2 separate regions of the Homo sapiens genome follow, and region 1 is linked to region 2. A link is an interaction called in ENCODE POLR2A ChIA-PET data of the cell type or tissue named here. Cell type or tissue: MCF 10A. All regions are shown on one strand. Links, peaks and the distances in the headings refer to the core of each region. The heading gives the core; the rest is flanking DNA. Region 1 overlaps SIPA1L2 (signal induced proliferation associated 1 like 2). Region 2 has its middle 13 kb from the start of LINC01745.

Region 1 (5,382 bases), core at 244-5,243, 170 kb before region 2:
CCCGAAATCCTTCACTCTCTTTTGGCAATGCAGCCTCATCTCAGTAACCATGAAGCAGAATATTCTTACCAATGTCTGGTGTATGTAGATGGTTTTCACAGGCAAAACACCTTTAAGGAAAACTGGAGGGAATCTAACTTAAGGCCTGGGAATTCAGAGATGCTCAAAACTATATTCTAGCCGTAAGGGTCCCAACCAACCACTCTCCTGGCCTCTTGAATCATTGCTTATGAGGAACTACTTTCTTCTCACCCTGTTTCAGATGGTATGTGACACCAGTGATGCAAAGCCCAGGGACTGAGAGAAATCAGCCCACCAAATAAAGAAGCCTTTAGGCTGAAATGAAAGCCAGCCTACACCATCATTAAAAATCTGTCAACGGACTGGTGAAAAAGAGTTCTCCAAAAATGAAAAATAAAACAAACAAACAAAACGACAGAAGTTCTAAGTCTAATAAGCTCCTTCTTTTTCTCTTGTAACTGCAATATTGCTATGGATGATTTCACTATATAAGTAATAAATAAAAAGTTCTTCTGCCTAAAAAAAAATAAGACGACTGACAGGAGGAGTAGTTGAGGTGATAAAGAGTCAAAAACCAATTTCTCTTGTGTCCAAATATTTGGGATGTCTTATGGCTGAAGATGTTTTATCTCAAAGAATGTGCTTTAATTTGGAACTATTCTTTTCTATACCACATCATGTCGTAATTACATTATGGGCCAAGCACGGTGGCTCACGTCTATAATCTTAGCACTTTGGGAGGCCACAGCAGGTGGATCGCTGAAGCTCAGGAATTCGAGACCAGCCTAGGCAACATGGTGAAACCCTGTTTGTACAAGAAATAGAAAAATTAGCCAGGTGTGGTGGTTTGCATCTGTAGTCTCAGTTACTTGGGAGGCTGAGGTGGGAGGATCACCTGAGACCTGGGAGGTTGAGGCTACAGTGAACTGTGATTGTGCCACTGCACTCCAGCCTGGGTGACAACGTGAGACCCTGTCTCAAAAATAAATAAATAATAATAATTACATTATGTATTAATTTGGTGGGACCAAGCAATTTGTAAATACAGAATGTCCTACTTCTTGGAACAAGAAATTCTGATCAATAAAATTAAGAAATATTCCTATGTACATAAGTATGCAACTAAACCAATAGTATAACAGCAAAACATCAGAGTTGCTTAAGAAGAACAATAGTAGCAATACATCGCTTTATAGTGCCCACATTAAAAATATACTAAAATTCAAAAGATAAAAAAAAAATGAAGCAACAAGGAATACTTCACAAAATAGGAAAATGATAAATTTTCTTAATTTAAAAATCCCTGAAGCTTTGGTTTTGTGTCCGTCACCCTTGTTTAGCAGGAGCAATGGTGTAATAATGGCTAGTAGCACAGATGGGCTGTGGAGTCAGACGCCAAGGTCAGAACCACAGCTCTACTTACTAGACCATGTGTAGACATGCAAGTTAGCTAACCTTTGTGAGCCTCGATTCTCTCATCTGTAAAATGGAGAATTAATAGGACCTAACTCACAGGACTGCTGTGGGGATTAAATGAGCTGAGGCAGGTAAGGCTTAGAATAGTGCCTCCCATACGCAAATGTGTTCCACAGTTATTATTGTTCATTCATGATCCTTAAACTATCTACATATAACCTTTCTACCTCTAACTATGATATTTAAGCTTGTCCATTTTTCATTCACTGATTACAGACTTCCTAAATGACAAAAATAACCTAAGTGTAACCCTTTTTGTAATAAACATCATTTATTTAAGTTATCTGTGACAATCTCCCAGGCAAGTTCTTACCCCATCAGTGAGGAAATGCTAGGTTCAAATCCTCATTAACATTGGTTACACAGAAACAACAAAAAGTCTCAGTAATTTCAAAGGCAGCAGAATAAAGCTGAAATATCTCCATTTTGGCACAGGTGGGATCACGGTCAGGCCAGGATGGGGCCAGGATGGGGATCTTCTGCTGACACCTAGCTCAGCAGGCCATGGGGCTGTTGAGGGCATGCACCAGAATCACTCAGGCATGTCAGACAAGAGAAGAGGGGGTATGGGGCAGATGAGGAAGGTCTCCTAACCCTACAAACACCCACTTCTCTTCTCCAACACAGAGAACAGTAACTGGCCCTCAGCAGGGGTTATACCTCCAGAATGACTCAGAGGGAAAGAATGCCTGGTGCCTCCGCAATATCTGATCCTTTCAAAGCATCGTTCCACATGAAGGCACTCACTCTGTATGGCACCAGCTCCCTTTCCACAGAGTCCCCCAACACCACTTTCCATTAAAACCTTTTCACCACTGGCACTCAAATGGCCTATGTAAAATTACTGGTTTCAAATTATCCAAAGAGAAGTGGTACAGAGAATGCTGCCATCTCTATGCTAATTCCTACTTCATATAATCTTAAAGTCCCCCAGGCTTAGTGTTTTGTGACCCCCCCTCCCCCACTATACACACATGTGCTTGTATACACACATAACTGAGAAGAAAAACTTTCAATAATTTGATGATCACATGAAGGTACAATTTGAGTAGAGAGCTCAAAATTTCCCAACCATCAAGAATGTGACAGTGGGTGGGTGAGCTGACTCACCACTAATGACAAAGACAAAATTTGACCTCAGCATCTAAACCTGCAAGCGTATATAGAATATCATGTTCTTTTTTCTATTTTTGTTACCTATTCAGACAGCTGACGAATATTCCCAAGATGCAAGTTTTATCTACCTTATTTTCTACTCCTCTTAATCCTGTTTTGATTGCTGGGGGAAGTAGCAGTCACATGCTCTGTTTGTGGCAACACAGAATGAAAATCCTCTCCTCAGAGTCTCCTCGTCAAGCAAACAGCAAATCTGTTTATTCATCATCTTCGGTTCACAATCTCCAGCCTTCTACCAGGCTAACTACACAAACCGCTGCAGGTGAAGCAGCTCAACTCCTCTGTCTAACCTGATGCCAGTTGAAACCCTTGGGGTAGGGTCTTATCTAGGGCTTCTTGGTAACTAGTGGACACCTTAGGCAAGGCCTTGAGAGGTGCGAAACAATCTGAGTCCTTCCTACTACTTACAACTGCAAAAAGTCTAAGGGTCTGTCACTCAAAGGTCAAACGAGAACACTCAAAATCACTTAAACTTCATTTGGTCAAGAGAAATTAAGTAGTTTCCTAAAAGTCAAACAACCCTGAAAATGACCTGAACATCTTCAAGGACGGGAGAAGACATAATAAGAGATTTCCCCTTCTGCATCTTTGCCTTCAATTCTGCACTCCCCCGAGTAGATCTGGGCCCACTACCTCAGAAATTTGGTACAGAGCATCACCAGGCCAATATGCATGAAGACTGAGGTTTTAAAGGAGAGGATCTCACGCAGGTTGTACAAGAAGAGCAAACACAACTGACCTGGAGAGCAGCTCTTCTCTCATTCTGTGCTCTCCCCATTCCCCCAGGCCCACCCTCCAGAACCAGCTAGAGTTGGGATCCCAGCTGCACCCTGTGGCCAGCCTCTTTCTACCACGAGTCTGACGACAGCCCTCTTACTTCAGAGAGCCCCCCAGTGACCTGTCAATCTAGATCTGGCTCCTCTGAGCTTCATTCTACCAGTTTTCATTACGCATTTTTTCTTCTGTGTGGACTACAAGGTCAAAACAAAAATGAAAGGTCTGTGTCTAACTTGTTCCTGCAGTATGGAGAAAGCTGCATGGTGCCCAATGCGAATGCCTGTATAGCGTGTAAAATAGTGTCCAGCTCCCAGCAAGTTAAAACTTCAAATAAAGGCCGGGCACGGTGGCTCACACCTGTAATCCCAGCATTTTGGGAGGCCGAGGTGGGTGGATCATAAGAGGTCAGGAGTTCGAAACCAGCCTGGCCAACATGGTGAAACCTCATCTCTACTTAAAATACAAAATTTAGCCGGGCGTGGTGGTGGGCACCTGTAATCCCAGCTACTCGAGAGGCTGAGGCAGGAGAATCACTTGAACCCGGGAGGTGGACGTTGCAGTGGGCCGAGGTCACGCCACTGCACTCCAGCCTGGGAGACAAGAATGAAACTCCATCTCAAAACAACAGCAACAACAAAAAAACTTCAACTAGAAAGCACCAACACTGAAAGCAAGATGGCAATGAAGTGGCACCTTCAAACTGGAGTATTCATTTCACTGAGCCAGCCTCTGCCATGACAGCCTCTTTGCAAACCTTCATTGGTTTCGATTCTCCAACACCCGTTGCCTCCATTGCCCATCCCCTCTGAATGAGGGAAGGAATTCACAGTCTTCACAGTCAGAGGGCACTCAAGTGAGTCAGGAAAATAAGAGAGCAAAGGCCAACCAGGGGTATCTCTGGCAATTTCCATAAGTGTTAGAGGAGAGGACGGCAGAAAGATAGAATGGAAGGAAAGGGAGAAGGGCAAGCAACTGGGGAAAAAACAGAAACATGCAAGAAGAAAACTGAGCCTACGGAGAAAGAAATCAGGCAAATGCAAGAGAGAGAGAGAAAGGAAAGAATACGGATCTAGTTGGTGAAATACGGTGATAAAATTTAAAATTTGACCAGAATTATCACTATCATTATAAGCAATAGTCAATGCCTTCATCAGGCACCTTGCTATTAACTTACAGAACACTCACTGTGTGTTGTTTGTTATATCAAGTCTTTAGGAATATATCTATCATAATAAGGAAGAAGATCATGTCTTTTGCAGGGACATGGATGGAGCTGGAAGCCATTATCCTCAGCAAACTAACACAAGAACAGAAAACCAAACACCACATGTTCTCACTTATAAGTGGGAGCCAAACAATGAGAACACATGGACACAGGGAGAGGAACAACACACACTGGGGCCAATGAGAGGGGCAGGGGAAGGGAGAGTATCAGAATAAACGGCTAATGCACACCGGGCTTAAAACCTAGGTGATGGGTTGATAGGTGCAGCAAACCACTATGGCACACGTTTACCTATGTAACACACCTGCACATGTATCACATCACATAACATAACATTAACATAACATAACATAACATAACATAACATAACATAACATAACATAACATAACAGAATATATCTTCTGGGCTTGCCATTTATTAATAATTTATTATTTTCAACAAGAAAATAGCTCAGATAGTCTACTAGGTATATTTAACAAAACACCATTTGAAAATAAAGAAGACATAAAACCTTTAACAGTAGGTTCTACGGGTTTCCTGAACTCTAAGGCCCAAGTGCAAGTAAGGCTTTCTTTGATGAACCAGATAGATAATTTATTTTTCCCCAAAAACTCCAGGTTCACTGATGCTGAACAAGTCCTAAATTCTTTTCTTGTCAATATCTGCATCTCTTAGTTAAGACAGTAAGTCGATATTTTGGTTCTTG
Region 2 (5,382 bases), core at 235-5,234:
CCTGGGCAACAGGAGTGAAACGCTGTCTCAAAACAAAAAAAAATTTCCATCCCTAATTTTTCCACTGAGCTGCAAACGTAGAGTAGATTCAACTGCCAATCTGACAACCTCACTTGGCTAAGAAGAATGACAAACTAACCTGGCTCCAGGGAAACTCTTACTGCCACTGACCTTCCTCCCCTAATAGCCCTGACTTGTTCTTCCTCATCTTATTTAAAGTTACCACCATCCATCCAGACACCTCGCCAAAAATCTAGGCATCATCCTTAATTTCTTTCCTTCCCATCCACTCACATCCAATCCATCAGCAAACCTGTTGGCTTTATCTCCAAGATGAATCCCTGCTGTGTCAACTTCTCCTTATCTCCAGAAACTATTCTAGTCCAAGCCAAGCCACCAGAATTTCCTACCTGGGTTATGCATACTCTATTAACTATTCTTTTTACACTCACTTCTTCCTATAATCCCCACCCTATAAAGCAGACAGGATGGTCTTTTAAAATGCAACGCAGACGATGTCACTTCCCTGTGGAAAATTCCTCCCAGAGTCACCACTGAATATAGACTAAGATTTAGGCTCCTTTTGTGGTTTCAGTGTCCCACATGACTGGCTCTGCCTGTCAGATAAGCTCATCTGCTACTGCACACTGGATCACCTACCTTTCTGAGTCCAACACTCCCCCACGTGTCCTCAGAGCAAGTCAAGCTCATTCCTGCTTAAGGACCTTGGCTCCTGCTCTTTCTGCTACCTGGACTGCTGCGCTTCCACATCTTCACAAGGTGGTCTTCATATCCACGCATCATATCTTCACAATGTACCTTCGCATTGCTTCATATCAAATGCGACCTCCCTGGCTAAATCCTGTCACCTCCACCCTGGTCACTCTTTATCAAATCATTGTATTCTGTATCTTTCTTTCTTAGTTTTTTTAGCATGTGTTACTATCAAAAATTACGAGGTAAATTTGTTTGCTTTGTTATTTTGTCTCCTCCTGCCCATTCCCACCCTAGGTAACATGTAAATTTCCTTCCATGTGAGAAAGAACCTTATCTGCGTAGTTTACAGTTTGTCACTGTGTCCCTAGTGCCTAGCACAGAGCCAGGCTTGTCAGAGGTGATCAATGAATATTTGTTGCGTAAATGGAGTCTTGTGGAGCTAAATGGAACTGCAGTGGTATTCCCATGTAACTGATGGAGGAATAGACACTTAGGGATTTCAGTCATTTGCCCAAAGGTATGCAGCCAGTAAATGGCAGAAGAAACTAGGGTTCATAGCTGGGAGCCAGTGCTACCTGGCAGAACGTCTTCTCTTGGTAAGGCTAACTTGTCAGGACCATCTGACTTTAAAGACCTGAGGTTTTCGCCAGGCGTGGTGGCTCATGCCTGTAACCTCAGCACTTTGGGAGGCCAAGGCAGGCGAATCACCTGAGGTCAGGAGTTTGAGACCAGCCTGACCAACATGGAGAAACTCCATCTCTACTAAAAATACAAAATTAGCTGGGCATGGTGACGCATGGCTGTAATCCTAGCTACTCAGGAGGCTGAGGCAGTAGAATCGCTTGAACCTGGGAGGCAGAGGTTGTGATGAGCCGAGGTCATACCATTGCACTCTAGCCTGGGCGACAGGAGCAAAACTCTGTCGCGCAAAAAAAAAAAAAAAAAAATAGATCTGAGGTTCAGACAGGTGCCCAATTACCTACCAGGCTGGAGCTTCAGAGAGCTAGTGATCAGTCAGGGAAACCTGACCTTGAGAGAGTGGGGGTACCAAGGTAAAGGCAGGACTAGCCAGAGGTCTCACTGAGTAATTCATAGTGAAGCCCACCATAGGGGCACCAGGTTGGATGAAAGGTAGAAATCAAGTAAATTTGGCCACCAGAGTGAGAAGGATTCCATGGTAGCACTTCCCACTGCTGAAAGCCTGGCGAACACTTCCTGTTGCCTTATCTGGCTTTATGGTAGTCGTTTTCCTCTCCCTATTTAGAAGACATCCCAGTCTTATCCTTCTGGGCCATTCATGCTTGGCTAAGTTTCCAGCCCTGTGTCCCCTAGTGACACCTGTGTCTTGGCATGACACAAAGAGCCAATATGTATTAAAACAGCTCTGTTAGTAACCTGTATGGTGTTTAAGGAGCCAAGTGAAATCAGAACTAATAGTATTATCTGTCTGCTTAGTGCATAAATGTAATGGCATAATCTCATACAAGGAGCAAACAGAGACAGACAGAAAAACATCAGTTTAAAGGAGTCTTGTTTGACCTGTATGTAGTGTGCAACAGCTTCCTGGGTGTTCATGTTGCTGGGTTCAAGTCTCCAAAATAGTCAGCAGGCAGAAAGTCTCCTCTGTTTGATAACAGTCCCAGATCTGTCAGTTCGGTTGCCAACCCTAATTTGTAAATTCTCTTCTGTAAAGATTGCACAATTGTGCTCATTTTCTGTTGACTGTGGGCTGGCTAATGGCTGCTAATGAGTCAGCTGCTAAGTGACTCAGCACTGCATCAATAAAACAGATCCCTTCGTCCCTGAATCTGCTGGATGAAAATGATGTCTTCCTTTGTCAATGTGTCCCTTTTGGCCCCTGCTGAGAACTCATGACCTGATGTATTGTGTAAAGCGTCCCATCCTTAAAGAGCCCACTCTATCAACTCAATGAAAACCAAGAGGAATATTCCAAGTTTTTGGTGTTTTTCTATTCTGGTTTTTGTTTTCCTCACTGCAGAATGTTCACACTTGCATTCTTTCTAGTAAACTAGAAAGTCTCATCTTTCTTCTCGTGTAAGGTGTGCTATTGTTGATGGCACTCTATGGGCTCTGGGTGACTGAAGGTGTGTTAGAATAGATGGGTAAGAGGAAGAGACAATGGCCAGCCTTTGGTGAATCAGGGTCTGGTTTATGCCCAGACGCACAGTTGGCACTAGCAGTAAGACAGAAAATCTGGAAAAACTGAACAATCAGCTAGCCTTGGGGTATCTTTCACAATGTAATGGGTACTCAGCAACATAAGTGTCCTAACTGGCCGCCTCTCAAAGAAAACTAATACTGCATACACAAATATAAATTGGCAACAGCTTAAACACAAGTGCTGTACGTATCACAAATAAGATGTTTCACATAATAAAAGGTATTCTCTAGAGAGGGCCCTTTTCAATAATGTCAAACATCATTTGAAGTGTTCACATATTTCTCAGGATCCATCGGGAACAGGAAATGGGAACAGAGGAAACAGGAGCAGAGGACTCAAAGGAGGCATCAAGTTCTACCTCCAGAATTAGAACAGAAAAGAGAAAGGAAAGCTGCAAACCCAGTCAATCCTGGCTGTGCATGCATCAGAACCACACCAGCCTTCCACGTCTGAGATCCCGAGACAAGCTGCCTCTGAACCAGTAAGAGCCTCTTGCTCCTTCCTTCTGAGGAGCTACCCGGTGCCTGAGTACTGACTACATACTCTCCAGAGGCAAGTGTGTCTTCAGACTTTCCACCTTCATAGGCACAGTCCAGACCTAGTCGTCTTATTACTTCTTTGTTATGGGGCACTTTGAAATATAGAACCACGCCTTTATGTTCTAGGACACTGGTCTCTCCCCATTCCCTCTATGTTAGAACAGCACTATTGGTGCTGTGACATAGGTCACCCCCTCTCATGGACTTACACACTCCCTTTTCCATTTCTTTCATTCCATTCAAGAAATTTTGAAACAAGTGATTTCTAATTAAAATATTCACCTACTTTAATAATTTCATAATAGTAACAAATGACTTGTTAAACATTCCAATGTGTTGCAATATGGATGTGGAGAACTGCTCTTCTGGAAAAAACAATGAAGCTCGGAGATGTTTGTGACTTGCAGAGCTGGTAAGGACACCCAGGCCTGCTGACCCCCATCCAAGTGGCTTGTTCCTGAGCCTCACAGATTGTACAGGATTCTCAGATTGTGCAAATGCGGAAGTGGTGGTGGACAAGAGCCAGTAGCCTGTACATTTTGGTACATTTTCAGCCTCTGAAAAGTCATTTTTCTGTCTTGTACTTCAGTGTCCTTTCTCTCAACTCCAGGCTGCCTTACTTCCTCCTGAATACCCTTGACCCGTCTCTGCGCTTGAATCTTTGTTCACCTCCCTCTCTGGGATGAAAGGCTCTCTTCAATCTTCATTGGCTTCAAGACCTTGCAGGAGCACTACCTGCTCTCCGAAGCCTTTTCCCACTTCATGTCTTCTAGCGATCTCTCCCATCTCTCCTGCAGCTGTACCATCTCCATCACTCATTCAGGGCTTTCAGAACGTCCCTGATGTTGTGAAATCGTCTTTAAAAATATTGTCGTGTCCTCTTGTTGGGATATACATTCCTTTTGAGGAGGTATTGTGCCTTGTACCATTAATTATTTTATTTTCTTTTATTAATTATTAATTTATTAATGCATTATTCCAATCTACCAAAGATTTGAGATATCGTATGAAAATGATATAATCTGAGAAGATAAAATTAGCAGTCAAGGTAGTTCATGTGAAAGGGAAAACAAGAAAAGGAGACATGTTTTCACATCCCTAGCACCCCACAGAGTATCTAATCCAGGAACTCACTACTTTTTTGTTGCTTTTAGAGAATCTGTGGAAGAAACACAAAATCAAAATATTGATCCATTCTATTTGTATATCACTTTATAATTTTAAACATCTTTACATCATTGGGGCTAAGCATTCTTAGGAATATATTTTTGATCTTTATTTTATAAATAAGAAAATTAAGACTCAGAGATGTGAAGTGACTTGGCCAAGTTCACTAGCTGGTTAATCTGGCAAGCTGCCACTGAAACCCAGTTTTCCTGTTTGAACATGTTGTGCCCTACCTGCTGGAAGAACAAACTTTGTATAACGTTTGTATTTGTATTAAAGACTAAGAGATGTGGAGAACAAGAACATTACTGAACCTGTACAGTGGGATGATACCAGCCATCCGGGGGAGAGGAAGTAATCAGTTATTGGGTGAGAAACTAAGATGGATACCTCATGTTTTTTCAAAATCAAGTACTCTATGTAAGAACTAATGAACCCTATAGAGATCATTCATAGAGCAGAATAACAGAGAAACTGAGATATGCCAGAGTGAGGCTGAGGGGCTGAGGACTCTATGAAGAGTTACAACTTAGGGCCATTATAAATTCAGGCCATTTATTACCACAAGCTTGTAACCCCTTGTCACTACTGTTGTTTGCATTCAATCAATTTTATATTTAATTTTAGAATATAAAAAAGCAATGAAAAGGCTAACCAAAAAAAGGCTAAAAAAAAAAAAAAGCAATGAAAAGACTACCAAAGATGCAATTCCTCACAATCCGCTCTGAATGAAAGTGAAGTAGAGGACAGACATGGTGGCTTATGCCTGTAATCCCA

Evidence for each region. ChIA-PET counts read pairs that join two places held together with the same protein. Peaks named below come from ENCODE experiments on the same cell type or tissue, not always from the same donor. Only the 100,000 strongest peaks of a DNase experiment are listed, where the experiment ranks them.
Region 1: POLR2A ChIA-PET joins it to region 2 with 6 read pairs; 1 of 35 experiments calls an interaction of 5 or more read pairs at or near these places.

What each region holds. Positions count from the first base shown.
Region 1 is chr1:232,536,237-232,541,618 of GRCh38, forward strand. All of the region lies in intron 2 of SIPA1L2 (signal induced proliferation associated 1 like 2), which reads right to left. Among named protein-coding and RNA genes, the nearest start is that of SIPA1L2, 91 kb to the right of the region's middle. In MCF 10A, for the core only: no CTCF peak of the experiment used is centred there; DNase peaks (open chromatin) are centred at 2,175 and 2,595.
Region 2 is chr1:232,702,504-232,707,885 of GRCh38, forward strand. No RefSeq gene overlaps it. Among named protein-coding and RNA genes, the nearest start is that of LINC01745, 13 kb to the right of the region's middle. In MCF 10A, for the core only: no CTCF peak of the experiment used is centred there; DNase peaks (open chromatin) are centred at 2,438, 2,948, 3,828 and 4,798.